2 separate regions of the Homo sapiens genome follow, and region 1 is linked to region 2. Evidence: chromatin loops called from intact Hi-C (ENCODE). Cell type or tissue: PC-3. All regions are shown on one strand. Links, peaks and the distances in the headings refer to the core of each region. The heading gives the core; the rest is flanking DNA. Region 1 has its middle 16 kb from the start of MED21. Region 2 overlaps BMAL2 (basic helix-loop-helix ARNT like 2).

Region 1 (5,385 bases), core at 258-5,257, 340 kb before region 2:
TGTCTGTTCATATCCTTTGCCCACTTTTTGATGGGGTTGTTTGGTTTTTTCTTGTAAATTTGTTGGAGTTCACTGTAGATTCTGGATATTAGCCCTTTGTCAGATGAGTAGGTTGCGAAAATTTTCTCCCATTCTGTAGGTTGCCTGTTCACCCTGATGGTAGTTTCTTTTGCTGTGCAGAAGCTCTTTAGTTTAATTAGATCCCATTTGTCAATTTTGGCTTTTATTGCCATTGCTTTTGGTGTTTCAGACATGAAGTCCTTGCCCATGCCTATGTCCTGAATGGTAATGTCTAGGTTTTCTTCTAGGGTTTTTATGGTTTTAGGTCTAACGTTTAAGTCTTTAATCCATCTTGAATTAATTTTTGTATAAGCTGTAAAGAAGGGATCCAGTTTCAGCTTTCTACATATGGCTAGCCAGTTTTCCCAGCACCGTTTATTAAATAGGGAATCCTTTCCCCATTGCTTGTTTTTCTCAGGTTTGTCAAAGATCAGATAGTTGTAGATATGTGGCGTTATTTCTGAGGCCTCTGTTCTGTTCCATTGATTTATATCTCTGTTTTGGTACCAGTACCATGCTGTTTTGGTTACTGTAGCCTTGTAGTATAGTTTGAAGTCAGGTAGTGTGATGCCTCCAGCTTTGTTCTTTTGGCTTAGGATTGACTTGGAGATGTGGGTTCCTTTTTGGTTCCATATGAACTTTAAAGTAGTTTTTTTCCAATTCTGTGAAGAAAGGCATTGGTAGCTTGATGGGGATGGCATTGAATCTATAAATTACCTTGGGCAGTATGGCCATTTTCACAATATTGATTCTTCCTACCGATGAGCATGGAATGTTCTTCCATTTGTTTGTATCCTCTTTTATTTCCTTGAGCAGTGGTTTGTAGTTCTTCTTGAAGAGGTCCTTCACGTCCCTTGTAAGTTGGATTCCTAAGTATTTTATTCTCTTTGAAGCAATTGTGAATGGGAGTTCACTCATGATTTGGCTCTCTGTTTGTCTGTTATCGGTGTATAAGAATGCTTGTGATTTTTGTACATTGATTTTGTATCCTGAGACTTTGCTGAAGTTGCTTATCAGCTTAAGGAGATTTTGGGCTGAGACAATGGGGTTTTCTATACATACAGTCATGTCGTCTGCAAACAGGGACAATTTGACTTCCTCTTTTCCTAATTGAATACCCTTTATTTCCTTATCCTGCCTAATTGCCCTGGCCAGAACTTCCAACACTATGTTGAATAGGAGTGGTGAGAGAGGGCATCCCTGTCTTGTGCCAGTTTTCAAAGGGAATGCTTCCAGTTTTTGCCCATTCAGTAAACATGGAAAAATAGCAAATTAGAGACAGTGGGTATTAACAATTGCATATATCACAATAAATGTATGTTTAATCTCAGGAATGCATGGCAGTTCTGTCTTTAGAAAATGTATTTTTTGTATTTTTATCAATTTAGAGATGCCCTTTTAAAAAAACATATTACAAATTGGAATATTCAAAGGGCAGCTGTTTTATTTTCTTCCTTGCTGAAACATAAAATAATGACGTGTTTTAAAATTTATAGAATCTTTGATTTGATCAAATATGGTAATGTAATTTGCCATTCTAACAGATCAAAATCAGAATCAGTATGATCATCTATCTTGATTTGCGAGAAGCATTTGATAATATTCAAAATCCATTTATGAAAAAACTCTTGGCAGAGGAGAAACAGCAAAGAATTTTTAAAATATAAAGGGTATGTACAAAACTGTAGTAACCATCTTACTGAAAGATCAAACTTGTTCCCTTTCAGCTTGGGAATAAGACAGAGCTTCCTATTAAGACCACCACATCTACTCATCTTTAAGCTGGTGATTCTCACCAACACATCTAAGCATGAAAGAAATAAAAATTATAAGATAAAAAGGAAAGAAAACTCTCAGTACTTAAAGATGATATAATTACATAGAAAATCAAGAAGATTCCATGGATAGGCTTCCCAAAAAACAATATGTAACATACCAGCAACAAATGGTAAGAAAAACACGTTGTTTTTTTTTTAAAGTACATTTTCAGTGACATTAAATAATAAGGATTCAGGAATACAACGAATATAACAAAAATGTAAGATATCTAGGGATGCGTATAACAAAAAAATTATAAAGCTTCATTTAAAACATTTTTAAACAAAATAAGTAGAAAGTAATACCATCTTTATGGAACAGAGTCAGTATTATAAATGTGTCAGTTTTCTTCAACTGGTCCATAGACAACACAATTTTAACTAAGATTCCAATTGGGATTTCTGTGGAACTTGATGAGTTAGGGCCAAAAGTAATCAAGATATTCATGAGGAAGGATAACAGAATGGCAAAACTTGCTTTAATAATTTGTGCAGGGATAGACAAATACTGTACACCAGTCTCTCAATAGGGAGATCAAAACCAAATTCACACAGACATGAAAAGTTGATTTATGACAGATGATGTTGCAGTCCCTGGGGAAAGAATGGAAATGGTGCTAGAATAATTGGTTTCTATATGTATTTCTATATATTTATATGCCATTACATTAAAGTCAATGCCTATGGAGTTTGGGAGGAGTGATCAAAATGTTCTGGAATTAGATGTGATGTTTGCACAACTCTGTGAATGTACTAAGAACCACTGAATTGTATATTTTTAAAGCATGGTATGTGAATAATACCTCAATAAAGCTGTTATAAAAAATATTTTAAAAATCCCAGCACTTTGGGAGGCTGAGGCGGGCGGATCATGAGGTCAGGAGTTCAAGACCAGCCTGACCAACATGTTGAAACCCCATCTCTATTAAAAGTACAAAAATTAGCCAGACGTGGTGGCACGTGCCTGTAATCTAAGCTACTCAGGTGGCTGAGGCAGGAAAATCGCTTGATCCCTGGAGGCGGAGGCTGCCGTGAGCCGAGATGATGCGCCTGGCACTCCATCCAGCCTGGGCAACAGAGCGAGATTCCATCTCAAAAAAAAAAAAAAAGTAAAAAATCAATGACGGCCAGGCGCAGTGGCTCACACCTGTAATCCCAGCACTTTGGGAAGCCGAGGTGGCAGATCACCTGAGGTCAGGAGTTCGAGACCAGCCTGACCAACATGGAGAAACCCCGTCTCTACTAAAAGTACAAAATTAGCCGGGTGTGGTGGTGCATGCCTGTAATCCCAGCTACTGGCGAGGCTGAAGCAGGATAATCACTTGAACCCGGGAGGCGGCGGTTGTGGTGAGCCAAGAACGCGCCATTGCCCTCCAGCCTGGGCAACAAGAGCGAAATTCCATCTCAAAAAAAAAAAAAAAAAAATCAATGCCAGACAGACTGAAAACTTAACATGCAAAGGGCAAGTATTGAAGACCAAACAGATAGCAATATTTCACCACAAGAGGGCAGTTTGACCCTGAACTTTGGTGTGTGTTTGTTTTGAGATGGAGTCTTGCTCTGTTGCCCAGGCTGGAGTGCAGTGGCGTGATCTTGGCTCACTGCAACCCTCCACCTCCCGGATTCAAGTGATTACCCTGCCTCAGCCTCCCGAGTAGCTGGGACTACAGGCACGTGCCACCATGAACGACTAATTTTTTGTGTTTTTAGTAGAGACGGGGTTTCACCGTGTTAGCCAGGATGGCCTTGATCTCCTGACCTTGTGATCTGCCCACCTCAGCTTCCCAAAGTGCTGGGATTACAGGCGTGAACTTTGATTTTATACAGGAAGTGGTTGGAGGAAATGGTTGGAAAGGATGTTTCGTGACTCAAAAGACTACTGGGGATTAACTAGCTTGATAGCAGTGGCCACAAGTTAAGATTACCCTGGAATCCAGTCAAAGCTGGTGTTATGATTCTAGTTTGAGCTAGTATCTTCCTGGAGCCAGTAACATGAATATGATGACCAAATGTTTATTTCGTCTGAAAACAAAAGATTATGGACACAACTTCGTGGTATGTGTCCATTTAGGCCCACCGTAAAGAAGTGAAGCACTGGCATCAACCACAAAGAAAGTTATGTGAGCACTTTCTCTGGATGATAAATTATCTTCTATGTGCATGTGCATGTGTTGTGTATGTTGACAGGTCACACATCAGAAACTGCCACTTCATAGCCGAAGGATAGTCCTATATGGAAACGCAATATGAAAGTGTGATTAATAATATAGGCTTTTGTGCCTCCTGGCCCCGGCATTGCCACTGAATTGTGTGACTTTGGGCAAGTTACCTATGTTTCAGTGCAACTGTAAAATGAGGATAATATTAGTAATTACCTCATGGTATTTTTTTTCTTCTTTTTTTTAATTATACTTTAAGTTCTAGGGTACATGTGCACAACGTGCAGGTTTGTTACATATGTATACATATGCCATGTTGGTGTTCTGCACCCATTAACTCGTCATTTACATTAGGTATATCTCTTAATGCTATCCCTCCCCCATCCCCCCACCCCACGACAGGCCCCAGTGTGTGATGTTTCCCTTCCTGTGTCCAAGTGTTCTCCTTGTTCAATTCCCACCTATGAGTGAGAACATGCAGTGTTTGGTTTTCTGTCCTTGCGATAATTTGCTCAGAATGTTGGTTTCCAGCTTCATCCATGTCCCTACAAAGGACATGAACTCATCCTTTTTTATGGCTGCATAGTATTCCATGGTGTATATGTGCCACATTTTCTTAATCCAGTCTATCACTGATGGACATTTGGGTTGGTTCCAAGTCTTTGCTATTGTGAATAGTGCCGCAATAAACATACGTGTGCATGTGTCTTTATAGCAGCATGATTTATAATCCTTTGGGTATATACCCAGTAATGGAATGGCTGGGTCAAATGGTATTTCTAGTTCTAGATCCCTGAGGAATCACCACACTGTCTTCCACAATGGTTGAACTAGTTTACAGTCCCACCAACAGTGTAAAAGTATTCCTGTTTCTCCACTTCCTCTCCAGCACCTGTTGTTTCCTGACTTTTTAATGATTGCCATTCTAACGGGTGTGAGATAAACTTCTCCGAGCTAAAAGAGGAAGTTCGAACCCATCAGAAAGAAGCTAAAAACCTTGAAAAAAGATTAGATGAATGGCTAACTGGAATAACCAGTGTAGAGAAGTCCTTAAATGATCTGATGGAGCTGAAAATGATGGCACGAGAACTACGTGACAAATGCACAAGCTTCAGTAGCCGATTTGATCAACTGGAAGAAAGGGTATCAGTGATTGAAGATCAAACGAATGAAATGAAGTGAGAAGAGAAGTTTAGAGAAAAAAGAGTAAAAAGAAATGAATAAAGCCTCCAAGAAATATGGGAGTATGTGAAAAGACCAAATCTATGTCTGATTAGTGTACCTGAAAGTGATGGGAGGAATGGAACCAAGTTGGAAAACACTCTGCAGGATATTATCCAAGAGAATTT
Region 2 (5,385 bases), core at 146-5,145:
AAACTCTGCAGTTTCTCTTAAAGCTTCATTCAGATTTACGAGTAGTACCTTATAATGCATCACATGTTGCCATTCAGAGTATCCTCAAATATGTGAGACACTGGGGGAAGGAGGTCCTTGCCACTGCCTCTTGGTGTGTGGGTGATCATTTCTGGCTTTAGCAATTCCCCAACTTGAGCTTGAATTTTAAATCAAAGTGTAATAAATGTATATGTGTACCTGTGTATTAGTCCATTCTTGCATTGCTATGAAGGAATACCTGAGACTGGGTAATTTATAATGAAAAGAAGTTTAATTGGCTCCCGGTTCCACAGGCTGTGCAGGAAGCATGGTGGCTTCTGCTTCTGGGGAGGCCTCAGGGAGCTTTCACTCATGGCAGAAGGCAAAGTGGGAGCCGGCATCTTACATGGCAGGAGCAGGACCAAGAGAGGGTAGGGGAGGTGCCACACACTTTCAACAACCAGATCTCATGAGAACTCACTATTGTGACACAGTATCAAGGGGAAAATCCACAAGCATGATCCAGTCACCTCCCACCAGGCCCCACCTCCAGCACTGGGGATTATTATTCGACATGAGATTTGGGCGGGGACACAGAGCCAAACCATGTCAACATGTGCGGTAGAAATCACCCCTGTTTTGGGAATAGCCCCAGTCCAACTTGGGTGAAGTGGAATAGAGTTTTCGATTTACCAATGCCGATGATGTAAATTTGCACTGAAAAGATAAGACCTGGCCAAGCAGCAAGCTGAAGACTCCAGAGGAGACTCTGCAAGTTCAGATTTGTAAAGATCTAGAAGATTATAGTGAAATTTGGCTCAAAAATCATAAAAAGGGAGTGAGCAAAGGATGACCAAGGGTCTTAGTTTAGATCTCAAACACTGCCAGGAAAAGGAAAATATATTTCAGGGTAATGGAAATTATCTGGGCACCATGCAAGGTATGGTCAAGTCAAGTTAAGGTGGCTAAGAGGAGAGCAGCACTCACCTAGACTCCTGGTGCTTCCTGTTGGGAGCATGATGGGAGATCTTATTTTCATAACAGTCTGTTGTGAAATAAGCTTCTCTTTTACCCACAGCTGAGGCTTGCAATATTTTCCTTAAATCCTTCAGCAATGAAAATTTACAGGCTCAACTGAGGTCATTTGATTGCAACCCTGAAATTAGCTGAGTATTTTCACATTAGCAGTGTCCTAAGGGAGGAAGACCTAAGGGAAAAGCCATGAATCAGTCGACTAGTTCAACAAAACATGATCTGAGCATCAACCGCATTCCTGTTCTGTGCTGAGAATATAAAAATTAATGAGGCAAGATCTCTGCCCTTTAAGGGTTTGTGGTCTGACTAGGAAGACTGACTTAGGAAGAGATCGTCAGAGTCTGGTGCGATGAATGTTACAGCAGTGGTTCGAGTGAGAGGGGAGGCTGTGAAAGCTCAGCAGGGAGGAGGTGAGTCCAGAGGAGATTCCTTGGAACAGGGCGTAGATTTTGCCTCAGCTCTGCTGAACAGAAGTGACATGGTTAAGTACTCATCCCCGCAGTCTGACCAGATCCTTCGGTCAGTGCTGCTCACAAGCAAGATGATTTAAGGCAACTGGATCTGCATTCCAGGGTATTGTCACAGCATCCCCACACTTGCTCGGCAAAAACTTAGAAGCCAGATCAACAGAGGGCTGCCTGTGGATCATGTTATTTTGGTCCATAGCATAATTAGGTTAAAGGCAGAAGGATGGTGATGTGATTTTTTTCACTATACTCTACAGCAGTGCTTTTTAAACGATCTGGATGAAGAACAGGTGTTCCCCCCATCCACCACTAGTTCATTGTAAAATACAGTTAATTATGGAAAAATGATCATGGGTTTGGCTGTCACAGCAATGTTATGTTTTTATAAAAGCCTCTAAATACTTCTTAAATTCTGCACTTGATCTCACCACAGTTTGCTGATGACATTGGTCTGCAGACCACATTTAGAGTAGCCCTGCTCTGCAGCATGAGGTCCTGTGTCTGCAATCTGATTACCAGGCGGGGCAGTGAAGCACAGTGGTTCACACGCATGCGTCCTGAAGGCAGACCTTGTGGTTCAAATCCTGGCTTCCTCCCTTTATAGCTATGTGACTTACTCAAGTTATTTGACATTCTAATCCTCAGTTTTCACATCTGTGAGATAGGGATGCATTTGCCTCCTGGGACTATTGTTAAGAGTAAAGAGTAATGCATGTAGAGTACAGCACAGTGTTCAAATGGTGGGGATGGGGTCAGAAGAGGAAGAGGAATTGTTACTGTCATTTTGATTTTTTTTTAACCCAATGAACATTGTGAAAAAAGTAAGTGATCATGTTGCCTCGTTGGTTTTTGCCATGGGAACTCTGAGAGCCAATGTGTGGACAAGTGTGCAGAACACCATGGCATGCATTTACTGGCCAGCCTCTACCATGCCTCAGTGCTGCTCTCACTGCCCTCATTTTCTCTCGAGCACATCCCCACTCACTCACCGAGTCAGGGCTCGCCTGTGATGGCTGATGTACACCGACGGGGTTTCCCAGCCCACTTCTGCCTGGTATGCTCTGCCAACCTTGCTGCAGGCCAGACCTGAAATGTCATTATCTTGCTCAAAATCAGTTTACTGCTGTTCCCTGACCTAGCACTCAGAGTCTGCGTTCTTCATTCCTTCCTCAGCTCCCTCCCAAGCTGCTGTGTAGTAATATTAGCAAGAAGTCATTGGGAGAATTCCCTGAGCCCTAGGATGAAGATAGATTCCAACAGAAGAGATTTTCTTTTCCCTATGCCAGGCTCTTAAGAGTGCTACGAGTCTGAGAAAACTGTACTGAATCATAGCATGAGGCATTTTGTCTTTCTGCCCTGCCCACTTACTTTGCCACCACCACCACCACTTAGTTCATTGGTGAGTTTGGGCCACAGATCCGTCCGAGGGCCAATGTGTGGTTAAAATGTCTAAGGATGTTACCCCACCTTTCCCCTGCAAAAGCAACTTCTCTTACAGTACCCAGGAAGAAGGGATAGGAGTCAAGAAGGTTGGGGAATATAAGGAAGGGAAAATTGACTTACTTCTGAATCATCCTTGCCCTGGGGATGGCTTGCTTGGCTTTGTCGTCTGTGTCATACGCCCCCTTGTGGCCATGAAGGGCTTTGCGAATCTGGGTTGGTGGATTCCCTTACTCCTCCCAGGTCAAACATTTCCCTTGGTTTTGGCCTGATAATTCCTCATCATTTTGCAAGCTCTTCAGCTGCTTTAGAGACTTTCATTTTAATATAACTCAGTGCTAAGGGCTGAAAATTAATTATTTCATTTATATTTTATACATTTTTAAAATAATCTGTGTATTATCAGAATAGAGGTCTCTATATTGCCATTAAAGGATTTTCTTACTGGAAAATCTCATGAATCCGTAACATTTGTTTAGAATTCCAGAATACCCCCATTCAAGGTAACTCATATGATAAATTTTAATTAGCTAAGACATTATCTAAATAACTGTAGTGGTCCCCCCTTATCCATAGGGGCATACATTCCAAGACCCTGGTGGATGCCTGAAACCGTGGGTAGTGCTGAACCCTAGGCATAGTACTTTTTTCCTATGCACATATACCTATGATAAAGTTTAACTTATAAATCAGGCATATTAAGAGATTAACATCAATAATAAACTAGGATAATTATAGCAATATACTGTAAAAATGTTATATGTTCTGTCTTTGGCTCTCTCAAAATATCTTATTGTATTGTGCTCACCTGTTTGCAGGCCATGGTGGACCACAGGTAACTGAAACCACAGCTAACGGGGGACTACTGCATATCAATCCTTGAATTTTATTTCATGTACATTTTATTATAATGTTTTTATATATAGCTCTTAATGTGCATATTTGAATATAAAGGAATAAGTAGTTCCAAGAATTCACAATCTAAAAGAAAGAAATTTTAATCAAGTGATAATGAAGAAAGAAAATGATTAGCTGGGCGTAGTGGCTCACTCCTGTAATCCCAGCACTTTGGGAGGCTGAGGTGAGTGGATTGCTTGAGGCCAGGAGTTCAAGACCAGCCTGGCCAACATAGTGAAAACTTGTCTCTAATAAAAATATAAAAATTAGCTGGGCGTGGTGGCATGCGCCTATAATCCCAGCTATTCAGGAGGCTGAGGCACGAGAATCACTTGAACTCAGGAGGTGGAGGTTGCAGTGAGCTGAGATTGCGCGACCGCACTCCAGCCTGGGCAACAGAGTAAGACTCTGTCTCAAAAATAAATAATTAAATTAAATGAAAATGAAAAAAAAAATGATTACAGAAAATGTCTTAGAATGTGCCAAAGAGCAAATACCAGCAGCAGCAGCATTGCTAATGTTCATTAAGCATTTTGCCCTCTCTACTATATTTCCAATAACTCTTGATGCCTTTCTTTTTAGGCTTGACAAATTCTTATGTGGGAAGTAATTATAGACCATCATTTCTTCAGGATAATGAGCTCAGACATTTAATCCTTAAGGTAACTAAAGATATATTTGTCTAAGTTGTGTATGTGCTTTCATTGCTGTTTGAATAGGAGGCAGATTTTCTTCCATTTGCTTCCTGTTCTAAACATATGGGACTCCATATTACACCGTATTTCCTTTAATATAGAAGTTTAAAATAGAGAAGTAGCCATGCATTACTAGTTTGTGTTAATGAAAGTAGAGACAGAGGATAGGCACTTTCCACACTATGGAGCAAAGCTTGTATTCAGTGCTAAGCATTTTATACTACCCATCTCTCACACATAGGATCTACTCCCCCATGATCACCACCTCCTTCAAAGCCGTCTGCCTGGCATCCTGTTCCCTCAGGATCCTGTTCTTCTCGGAGGCCAGTCACTGCTTACTTAGAGTTGTTAGTGCTTTGACATTTCCGTCCTCATCATTCCTGTGCATGGCTTTTCAGATTCACCGGTCTAGAGGGGAAACTGTGATCATGTGATTTGCTTCTCATGCCCTCGGAGGTGATAAATGTCTTGGTCATGTGCTGTGTGACTACTAGGTTTTAAGCCATAGTCAAATTAAATAGAAGGATTCTTCATACACATTTTTGTCCATTTTTCCTTTAATTAAAAAAAGCCACTCTTTTATTTGAACAGCTGAATTTAAATATAGCATTTCTGGCAGGGATAGAAAGGATATTGTGTGGATAAAAAGGATTTTTGAAGGTGGCAAAATGTACGATTTGCTTTCGAAGCTTTCTCACCAATCTGTACATGCTCGTCAGTCGTACCTTCATGGAACCCTGCTTCTGCCCTGCAGAGCATGCCCAGCAAGAGTGCCAGACTCTTCCTATGTGCCATATGTACCCGCTTCCATGCAGGCTGCTTCATGGGATTTGCTGGGTAGACCTTATGAG

What was found. Hi-C counts contacts between places; a loop is a spot of excess contacts. Peaks named below come from ENCODE experiments on the same cell type or tissue, not always from the same donor. Only the 100,000 strongest peaks of a DNase experiment are listed, where the experiment ranks them.
Region 1: a loop joins it to region 2, with 5 times the contacts of the local background. A loop is called at or near these places in 6 of 110 quality-filtered maps.

The regions. Positions count from the first base shown.
Region 1 is chr12:27,036,247-27,041,631 of GRCh38, forward strand. It overlaps a transcript of MED21 not described here. Among named protein-coding and RNA genes, the nearest start is that of MED21, 16 kb to the left of the region's middle. In PC-3, for the core only: CTCF peaks have their summits at 3,382 (motif pointing right) and 3,584; a DNase peak (open chromatin) is centred at 3,375.
Region 2 is chr12:27,381,060-27,386,444 of GRCh38, forward strand. It overlaps BMAL2 (basic helix-loop-helix ARNT like 2), which reads left to right. Exons shown (of 17, transcript NM_020183.6): 6 at 4,422-4,501. Among named protein-coding and RNA genes, the nearest start is that of BMAL2, 51 kb to the left of the region's middle. In PC-3, for the core only: a CTCF peak has its summit at 3,134 (motif pointing left); a DNase peak (open chromatin) is centred at 2,992; H3K27ac peaks cover 1,015 bases.